2 separate regions of the Homo sapiens genome follow, and region 1 is linked to region 2. A link is a contact called in ENCODE Hi-C or POLR2A ChIA-PET data. All regions are on one chromosome and are shown on one strand. The core of a region is the stretch at or near the end of the contact, and the rest is flanking DNA. Distances in the headings are between cores, read along the strand shown.

Region 1 (5,114 bases), core at 848-3,347, 39 kb before region 2:
AAGATTATGCCAGTGCACTCCAGCCTGGGCAACAGAGTGAGACTTCATCTCTAAGAAAAAGAGATGTGTGACTTAAAATATTCAACCTCTCTGTTCCTTTGTTTCCTCATCTGTCTACCTCAAAGTGTTCTCAAGAAGATAAGACGAGCTAGTATGCTTAAAGGACTTAGGACAGTGGCTAGCGGTCAGGGAGTGCAGTAGAAGTGCTTATTAAATAGAATGCTCCCTCTCAGTTAAGAGGGAGATATGGCCTCTGTCTCTGGCTGAGCAGCCATGAGTCCAGCTACCTCAGAGGTTCTACCCCTAAAAATCTACAGATGGATTGGGTTAGTGGGGGGTGACCAGTAGCCTCTGCCATGCCTGTACCATAGGTCTAACTTTTATTTTTATTCATGTGAATATGTGAGCCCCTCAGGAGACAGCAGACTCCACTGGGTCAGGGACAGTTTGAATGTATTCCACTGTTTTCTCCCCTACATATAACAGGGTGCTTGGCCCATAATAGGTGCTTAATAAATATGTATTGGATATTTAATAGAATAACTACTACTATTGCTAGTGCTGTTGCCACTAATACTACTATTACTATTATCCTCAGGACGGGATTTAATTTTCTGCATCATAAATTATTGTACTGAAATAGGGGTTCCTGAAAATCATGTATAAATCGTGAAGATAACCTCCCAAAATGGTCAAATAATAATAGTAATAAAAAATAATGTTCTCCCTTTAGGTATTTACCCAGTAATGGGATTGCTGGGTTGAATGGTATTTCCGTTTTTAAGTCTTTGAGGAAATGTCACACTGTCTTCCACAATGGCTGAACTAAGTTATTCAACACTATTCACAATAGCAAAGACATGGAATCAACCTAAATGTCCATAAATAATAGTCTGGATAAAGAAAATATGGTACATATACATGATGGAATACTACGCAGCCATAAAAGAGAACAAGATCATGTCCTTTGCAGGGACATGGATAGAGCTGGAGGCCATTATCCTTAGCAAACTAACACAGGAATGGAAAACCAAATACCACAAGTTCTCACTTATAAGTGGGAGTTAAGTGATGAGGACACATGGACACACAGAAAGAAACAACACACAATGGGGCCTTTTGGAGTTTGGAAGGTAGGAGGAGGGAGACAATCAGGAAAAATAACTGTTGGGTAGTAGGCTTAATACCTGGGTGATAAGATAATCTGTACAACAAACCCCTATGACACAAGTTGACCTGTGTAACAAACCTGCACTTGTACCCTTGAACTTAAAAGTTTTTTTTTAAAAAAGTTAACAGTAATAATTAACTTTGTTGTATAGAACAATAGAATAATAAATAGAAAATAAGGAACTTTAAAAGTCAAAATTAAAAAATAAAGAATAAAAATAATCGAGGCTTTGTTCTGCAAAATGTGTAGTATCAAATAAATATTGGGAAAGTTTACAGAGAAAAATAATACTAGTGGTGTCAAGTAATTCACAGTCAGGAATAACTTGAAGAGGCACAGAATGAGTGATTATGTTCATGTACCAAATGAGTAGGGATAAAATATAGTTAACAAATAAAATGCATGTTGGATATTAATGCAGGAAGGTAAACACCATTATTTGCCCTCACCAGGATATAAGGAAGCAGGTTTTTAATTGGCCTAGAACACCAAGGTCTAGGAAATGCCATGTTCAAAAGAAATAGGATCAATAGCTAAGCCAGTCAAAGCCATATACACCTGGAGTGAAATGTGTGACCATGATGGAAGAATGTGCACAGAGAGTTTGGTTGAAGATTAAAGGAGGGAGGGAGAGTGGGACGATGCTGGAGACCACCCATCCAGATGGAGGAAGCACTGATGTTTTCCAGGCATGGATCAAACAGCACAGATGCTGCCAGAGAGGTTGGGTGACTGCAGAGGGAGGGGCCCGGGTGCAGGGAGCCCACAGGGACAGCTGCTAGAAATCGACTTCAGTCCAAAGAGGAAGCGAGGCAGAGCTGCTTCTCTGGATCTATTCTAACCAAGGAGGAAGTGACGGGGGCCCTGGAGATAAAAGGAGCAGGTTACTCTAGAGCCTCCCACAGCCAACCATGGGTGAGCTGGGTATTGTCAGGTGGGTGACCGCCTTTTGAGGAGGCAGAACTCTAAAAGCTTAGAGCAAAGATTGGTGGAATTCTAAGACGTGAGCATGAAACAAGTCTGGAGAGGGAAGGGTCCTTGTTCATAGCACAATCCCGACTGGGAAGAAAATGGGGAAGTATCTCAAGAGGTAGCCAAACAGGAAATTCTCTGGTAAAGTCAGACGTAAGAACACTTGTACAAAAAAAAAAAAAAAAAGGAAAGAAGATGAACATAAATGCAAGTAAGAAATAGTGTTGAGAATCTTTGTGCTTCAAAGAAGTTTGCAAAATTTGCTAAGACCTAAAATGAGAGTCAAGTAAAAGAACAAAGGCAGGACAGATCTTCTGTAAGGGCAGCTAATATATAATGTAAACAGACAACAGAGAGAAAGGATAACAGCTCAACTGGGTTACATTAAACAAGTACTGACTGGCTGTCTTCTCTGTAAGCCACAACCAGACATAGGGCCATGACCCTGCTCATGAGGAACTCATGGGCCAGATAAGGAAAGTATACAAAGAACAAATGATGATCAGGATGGTAAATTTCCATAGTATTGGGTATCTCTAAATGAGAGAGTTCAATTGGTTAAGGGATTCATTTAGGAAACACTTCATCAAGGAGAACTCAGTGGTAGGTTTTGCAGGATTCCGATAGGGCTCTTGGATTGAGAAACACTTTAAAGAAAAGCAGAGGAAGAGAAACCTGTTGAAGATCATGAGAAGAAATGGTGGGAGGAGGAAAGAGTTAACCTGGAGTAAACTATCATAGAAATCTAGGAGATAATTTCTCCCAACAAAGCACCTGTAGAAGTTGAAGAACATGAAACAAATGTGCATGAGAATAGGAAAGTCCCAGTAATTTAAAGATAGTTTGAGTGGCATGCTGGAACAGAAACAAGGTCCCCAGAAGGTTTATGAGATGAGGGAGAGCATTAATTAATTCCAAAAATTTGCCTGTGATGGAAGCAAAAGAGAAAGTGGACAGTATAGAAAGATATAAGATCAAGGATGAATTTTGTGCTTTGTTCTTATTTTTAATTTGGTTTGTGGATGGAGATTTAAACATAGTTATTATATGTGCTTAGAGGGAAGAGGCAATAGAACGAAAGTTACTAGAAATGAAAGATAATGAGATGATTAATAAGGCATGACCCTGAAGGATGCAAGTAGGGGATAGGAACTGGAGTCCATGTGGGAACATTAGCTGTGAGAAGTGGGTATCACTTTTTCCATGGAAATTTCAGGGCTCTGAGAGTAGGTCCATCTGTAACCAGTGCTTGAGACAGAGCACTGAAGGTGTCACTTTGAGTCAGTTTTCATTAATTGGAGTATTAAGAAGACCTGTCACCCCCTAAAAGAAAGAGAAGAGATAGTTCCAAGGGGGATTTGAAGACTGTAGAGAAACAATGATTTAGGGGAATGGAAGAGGAAGGTATTATGGGACCTGTGGAAGGAGAGTGGGATATAGCTGAGCTTCCAGTTCAAGCTGGAGGCTATAGCTGCATAGGGCACCAACCCTCATGGTATGTGAGCTTCACCAGTAGTCCAGGTGTAGGAAGGGTGGATGGTTGTATTAATCCAGGGATGGAGTTTACCAGTGAGTGTGGTGGAAAAATGAGAATGGGAAAGAAGATGTAGACAGACAGAGGCTGAAGCCATGAGCTTCATGGCTTCAAGGCAAGAGCCATGAGATCCAGGCCACTAAGCAATAGGAATGAAGGCAACAAGGAAATGGAGCAATCGGAGCCCCTAAGAGATCAAAGAACAGGTGTAGTAGGCACACAGAATGATGACAAAAGATAACACAATATTATGGGCAGTGAGAGGGATCCTGGCAGAGAAGGAAGAATTCCAGGTAATATGCAGGGTGTGGCCCTAGGAGAGTGTGCCTGGAGTTGGGGGAATTGGAAATCAATGAAATTGAGAACGTCAAGAAAAGCGTGTTGAACGGAACATTTTCTAAAACTCATTGCTATGTTTATTTGTACACAGAGGAAACATGTAAGTGTGCTTCTATGCTAAGGGGAAGGCCTAGTAGAGAGGGAGATGAGGATACTGCAGAGAGGGAAGAGGGTTGAGGGAACAAGGTCTGGAGGAAGCAGGAGAGAAAGCAGGTCAGAGCATGGCTGATGGGATTGGCAGGAGAGAGAGGAAATAAGGAGCAGGAATTAAAAACGGGTCTGGGTACAGATGCATTCATCTGGGCATTTGAGGCAGGAAGCTGAGGCCGGACAATCTGCTGTGAGACAGGAGGACAGTGAAGCAGAGCATGGGAGAGAGGCAAGAGCTTGGAACAGCCGCGGGAGCTTCCTGGTGGGACTGGTTGAAGGATCTTAGTGATTTTCTCCAGCTGGGCTCAGCCCCCAGGCTTGAGAGTGGAGAAGGCCAATGATGTATGGGTTCCCAGGTGGAATTTTGCCAGCTCTGAATGACAAGTAGACAAGGAGGGAGAGAGATTACCAGTGAGAACTGACAAACCCTGGCAACCAAGGAGGCCGGGCTGGATAAAGAGGGAAGTAAAGCCAGGTGGATCCAGATGGACTGAAAGCAAATGGAGGAACCGAAGTTCTGGGAGGACCGCGGGAAATTAAGAGTGGGTGGAATGAGAATAAACCTCTGAGGGGGTGTAGAGTAAGATGAGGGAGCTGTGGCTTAACGGAATTTGTGAGGATGATTTGGGCGTTGGACTTAACTGGAAGCGTTCTGAATCAACACTGAGATGAAACGGCAGTGATAGGAGTTGACCTCATTACAGTTGAGCTGAGGCATCACAAGCATCTTTCTCTTGTTTAACAGAGCTGGAGAGCTGGGAGACCTGTCTGTTCCACTTCAACTCTAAGAGTCCATGAGCAACTCCACCTAACACACATTGAAATACATACCAGTCAATAATCGTATTTTCCATAAACTCTTACCTAAACCAACTACAGCTCAGGGAGATGCATTTTCATTTCCTGTCTTCCCTGCACACTCTACATGCATGTGATGCTCCTTTACAG
Region 2 (5,857 bases), core at 2,461-4,960:
CATAGTAATTTACTAAGGAAACACAAATTATTTGGGATGTAAGCCTTCCTTTTTTTTTTTTTTTTTTTTTTCTGAGACAGACTCTCATTCTGTCACCCTGGCTGGAGTGCAGTGGTGCTATCTCAGCTCACTGCAACCTCCGCCTCCCGGGTTCAAGCAATCCTCCTGCCTCAGCCTGCTGAGTAGCTAGGATTACAGGCATGCGCCACCACCCCCAGCTAATTTTTGTATTTTTAGTAGAGACAGGGTTTCACCATGTTGGCCAGGCTGATCTTGAACTCCTGAACTCGTGATCCGCCCACCTCGGCCTCCCAAAGTGCTGGGATTACAGGCGTGAGCCACCGCACCTGGCCAAGCTTTACTTTTTAATACATGAACATCTACTCTTCCTGTAAGAGTCAACCAACTAACAAAAAGGCAATCCTGGCATCAAATAAAGATAAAACAATGGGTTAGGTGGTCATTGGTTAGAGTCAATGTGTCAGTCAGGGTGGGCTAGATTAAGGCCACAAACTACACAAACTACCCGATCTCAGTAGTTTACAATCACAGAGATTGATGTCTTCCTCAGCTGATTGATTGATGGCTTCAGGTGAGTGCTGTCAAGACCTTGCTAGTCTCATGACAGGAAGATAAGCAAAAGATACAGAAGGTATGATGGCGAGCCACAGTGGGGCACAGAGAATATTCTGAATAGTAGCTCAGTCCCACTACCTGTTCAAAGAAAAACTTTAGACACGTTCAATTTAACAGAATGTAGGAACAAACAACGACTCATGAATCGGGCACCCCCCCACCCCGCCCCACCCCCAAACCAGAATAGATTCAGAGCAACCCCAGGACTGCTGCATGGATAATATTTACAGACAGAAAAAGAAAAGTGACGTACACAAAATAGAAGTGGGTACAGAAACAGCTGAATTGGTGATAGCTCAGTGTTCGCCTTTTAAGAACACAGGTTGAACAGTTGGTCCCCATGATTGGCTGAAACTCAACTGCTCAGATTGACTGAGACTTGGCTACTTGTTACAATCGTAGGCTACTGTCTGTTTAACCATCAGGTTAGGTTACAGTTTGCTATGCGTGGAGAAGCTGTTAGGCCAACCTTAAAATATGGATGGAGGCAGCTTTGGGCCAAACTTAATTCAATTTAACATACCCAAGATGATAATTCTAATTTTCAGGTAGGTGATTGCAAACATGCTTTCTACATGTTCCTATGGATAGCCCATATCATTGTTGTTCTAACAATTTTTCAAGAATTATTTAAAGAAACCATGTTCTTGATGTTTGGGGACCAAAGTAGAAAGTGACAAAAACAACTTCCTAAGTAATTTACTATCTGCAGGAGGGAGCATGAGTAAAAACCATGTCTACCCAGTCTTTCACTAATAGGTTTGGGGTAATGTTTCTTCCCTTTCATCATCATTTACGCAAAATGTCACATGGCACATTCGTTCATGTTAAACAGCAACACAACATCACCACCAAATAAGAGCTAATATGTACTTGGTAGTTAATATGTACCAAGAATTTTTCTAAGTGCTTCACAGGCATTAACCAATTTAATCCTCACAATGACCCTATGGGGTAAGAAATATTATTATTTCCATTTCACAGAGACCTTATGAAGGACTTAATGGTATTATTTCCATTCAACAAGTGAGAGAAAGGAGGCACAGATAGTTTAAGTAGATGGCTCAAGGACACGTAGCTAGTAGGTGGCTGAACTGGGATTACAAACCCAGGTAGCTCCAAGTTCATGTTCACAACCTCATTCTAAATTGTCTTGCTCAGTAAAACGGTGTCCAATACATAGAATGTGGTCAAGAAATGCTTGTTGAATGACTAAAGAACTCAGCCCCAAAGGTATGAAATGGTGGTGGTGTTTTTGAATGTCTCTCCCTATCTTCACCCTTAATCTCCACTTTCTAATTTTCTTTGGGATTTTTCTGCCAAAGCCATACTTGGGGGGGCGGGGAGGGGGAAAGAGAGGTCTAATTTTCCTTTCAACAATTTTGCAATTAAATGTTCCACAGATGACAACAAAACTAGTTATGTCCCTCCTCTTTCTCTGCATTAGTTTTCCCAGCACTATACATAACCTGTATCAGTTGTTTACTCAAAATAAATCAGGAGAGAACCTTCTTAAGAAAAGTTCCACGTCTTTGGCAGTATTGAAATCAGCTGTCCCAGGACAGAAGTGGGAGGGAGTCCTAGACCCAGATCTGGGACCCCCATCCCCATGAGGAAAGTCAGAAGCCAGCAGCCGCCCATCCTTGGGTGTTTTGTTGTTTGAGCATTTGCTGTCCGCCCATGGTGGTTGGTAATTGCTGGATTCATTGTATGCATTTGGTCTCTCAGGTGTATTTCCTAAACCAACATAAAAAGAAAATGATAAGGGCAAGCGCGTGGAGGTGTTTATGTTTTCAGCTCCAGCCAATTACTTGAGACCTAAAACAACAGTTAGTGCAGATGGAAGGGTGCGGATTATGATGCGGACTACAATGGAAACCCAAACCTTCTCTTGCAGAGCGAGCCCGGCACCCAGCTGTCGTCCACTTGCATTTAGTGTAGCTGCCACCCAGCAATTAACGCGCCTGGGCTCTCCTTTGGAAACCGAGCAGAGAAGAACAATACCACAGCGAGTTCGCCTGGACCCGAAAGCAGGTGAGTCCCGCATGGAGAAAACAAGGTAAATGATCCCTTTTGCCATTGTTTCTTACTGGTGGGCAAACCATTAGCAGGGTGAGCCTGGTATTTAACACTTCTCCAGGTCCTTGAAAAGGATGCAAGAAAAAAGGAAAAAAAAAAAATCCACAGCAGCCTGCAGTGATTGAAGTTCAATGGCGTACTCTATTATCTTCTCCTGTATGTTTAAATAAACCCCCAAAGCTTTCTGTTTCTTAGGTGAAATGTGTCCACATGCATGTCTCACATCTTGGCTGTCAACAGGGATTGCCAGATTAAATGAATTAAAGTAAATGAATTAAATCTGCCCAGTTAAGTTTGAATTACAAACAAGCAATGAATAATTCTTTACCCGTGTCCCATGCTGTATTTGGGACATGCTAAAAACTCATTCATTGTTTCTCAAAACTTCAGAGTTAACAATACATGCTGTTTTTTGTTTGTTTTTCTGTTTTGTTTTGTTTTGTTTTGCTAAGTCTGGCAAGCCTACCCTCAGTACATCAGAGAAATATGTCCTTGGTAGGGATAAACTTGAAATTCAAAGGAAGTGATGGGCCAAAAATATGTTTCTCCATTAAGGTGAGGGTTTGAAGTACGGTGGAATCACCTGATTTATCCAAATGTTTTCAGTCCACTCAAAAAGAGAGGGTAAGCTAAAGCTCCCTAGATTGGATAAGTGATAGGAATAAAAATGGAAGTCTTGGAGTTAAAATGTGTGTATGTTGTATATATTAATAGGTGAAGGGCTCTGAGTCTAAAGGAATTCATGGTTGAGTCTGCTTCTCACTACCTTCAGAAGCAGGTCCTAGGTAGTCCATGATCCACACTGTCCTGAATACAGCAGAACACAGAGACATAGTTGTCATCCCCGAGTCATGACTCCATCTCTTATTTTGAATTTCCTTTAGCTTCTCTGAAAAGGGTGCACTGCGAGGTACGCAATTCCAAGCAGGATGAAACTATTTTATCAGCATGATTTCCTGGTTTCATCTGAATTACCTGGGAGGCAGAAACCTAGAAGGCTGTTGTTGAACACTTGAGTAGATTCAAGGAAAAGATAGGTGGTGTGTGGGATTAAACACGAGTGGCAATATATTTATAACTCAGGCATCAGACAAGATAATCTCTGCATATTAAGATGCTGCAGAAAAAGGATTAATCCTTTAACTTATCATTAAATCAGTTATCTCCTCTAGATCTGCCCTCTGTGTGGTTGACTAACTACAGGAATGGGGAATACCCAAAGGTAATATGTTAGGGCTTGCCCAAACATTCGTGCCAAGTGAGGCCAGAGTTTAAAGTGAAATCAATATCCTGGACTAAAGCGTGTGTGTGTGTGTGTGTGTGTGTGTGTTTGTGTGTGTTTGTGTGTGTGTGTTTGTGTATGTGTGTTTGTGTGTGTGTTTGTGTTTGTGTGTGTATGTATGTGTGTATGTGTTTGTGTGTGTGTCTGAGTTTGTGGGTCTGTAGAGTTTTTGCAGTCAACCCTAATAATAGTAATTTATATTCTAGAAAAAAATGATTTTAAGTTTTATTTTTCTCAATTAAGACACAACTCTACGTTCCTCTGTAAGTAGACAGCAGGTATAGAGTGCCACAGAGAATGCAGCTAAATCAGAAACTTTCTGAAGAATCATTTTGCTGGACAGTCTTCTAATTGCTTCCTCTAATTATCATAAAAATAATAAAGATTTAGTAATGCCAATGAGTTAAGAAGTATTATATTAACTGTGTTGCACACTGAATTAAACAAGCCTTCTTGAGGGTCTCACGACAAAAGATAGACTACACTAACCCAATCACCTAAAGCCAAGAGCCGGGTCTTGGCCATATCTATATCCAAGTGTCCAACCCAGCATTGATAAGGGGAAGGGGATGAGTAATAATTAATAAATAAATCCACTGCTACTCACCCAGAAGATGTACAGACCATTATATAAACCATTATATAAGAGTCTTATCATGGATATAAAGAGTTATTTTAAACACAAAGAATTCTAATCATACAAGCCACTTAATTTTTTTTATTGTGGTAAAATATACATAATATTTATCATTTTAACTATTCATTCGTGTGCAATTCTGTGCCATTAATTACATTCACTTTGTTAAGCGACTATCACTGCTATCCATCTCCAGAATTTTATCTTTCCAATCTGAAATTCTATGCTCATCCAACAATGGTTTGCCTTTCCCTCAACCTGTCAGCCCCTGGTAGCCTCTATTCTACCTTCTGTCTCTATGAATTTGTCTATTTTGGCTACCTTACATAAGTAGAATCGTACAATATTTGTCCTTCTGTGTCTGGATGATTTCACTAAATATAATGCTTTTAATGTCCACCCGTGTTGTAGTGCACATCACAATTTCACTTCTTCTTAGGACAGAATAATATTTCACTTTACATGTACGCCACATTTTTTCTATCCATTCATCCATTCGACTCAATGGACACATTGTATTGTTTCCACTTTTTGAAAACTCACTTGATTTTTGTCTTTCACTATTCTTTTAAATATATTCAATGTGGGCGATCCTTTCTCTGCCTCTCACTTAGATAAGAAAAGTCCTATGGTCACTCTAAATCGCAGAATCTCAAATCATCAAAACTGAAAACTTGATTTGACTCCCATAGCCACAGTTGGAGCCTACTGGGGCGACTGCTTGGTTGGGTTAATGGAATGTGGCCAAGCTCCTTTCTTCCAGCAGCCTAGATTCCTCCATCCACCCTTACTCCTTGCTAACCAAGACATCTCACACTGCCATGCTGGGGAGGGTGAAGGGAGACAGGGAGGAGGATGGGGAGGCTGCTTGTCTGCTGCTAGTATCAGATGGCTCAGCTCTCTCTGGGCCTCATAGATGTTTATTGCCAATTGCTTCTGCCCTGTGTACTCTCATGGGTTCCACATTGATTGGCACTCCCATTAGGGTCCTTCTGCTGAAACTGCCCTTACAGAAGCTGTACCCTCTCTAGGCTATCGGCCCCTCCTCCCTTCCTTCTTGGCTGCTGCTCCCAGTGGTCTGTATCATAACCTCTCTGGGCTAAAATCTCCTTGCCTGAAAAGTCCACCTTCTTAGGCAAAATCCCTTTTAAAACAATGCCTAGCCAACATCTCGTTTAGGGATTCCATATTTGAGGATTCCTAAAGGGGCATGTGGGAAGTTC

The links. A loop is a pair of places that touch in the nucleus more often than their neighbours do. ChIA-PET counts read pairs that join two places held with the same protein, here RNA polymerase II (POLR2A). Pooled maps may share reads with other maps.
Region 1: a loop to region 2 is called in a map with no recorded cell type, with 9 times the contacts of the local background. The contact joins two enhancer-like sites. A Hi-C loop is called at or near these places in 5 of 168 maps with a recorded cell type or tissue (B cell, CD8-positive, alpha-beta T cell, HepG2 and 2 more), 2 of 37 single-sample maps with no recorded cell type and 9 of 50 pooled maps. POLR2A ChIA-PET finds 5 or more read pairs at or near these places in 8 of 52 experiments (HepG2, OCI-LY7, WTC11 and 4 more).

Annotation. Positions count from the first base shown.
Region 1 is chr21:35,100,119-35,105,232 of GRCh38, reverse strand. No RefSeq gene overlaps it. Among named protein-coding and RNA genes, the nearest start is that of RUNX1, 53 kb to the right of the region's middle. RefSeq lists a silencer at 1-2. Within about 2 kb of position 2,097, at least 6 of the 41 ENCODE cell types and tissues checked have a DNase peak (open chromatin) inside an H3K27ac peak, as active enhancers do.
Region 2 is chr21:35,061,749-35,067,605 of GRCh38, reverse strand. No RefSeq gene overlaps it. Among named protein-coding and RNA genes, the nearest start is that of RUNX1, 15 kb to the right of the region's middle. Within about 2 kb of position 3,710, at least 2 of the 41 ENCODE cell types and tissues checked have a DNase peak (open chromatin) inside an H3K27ac peak, as active enhancers do.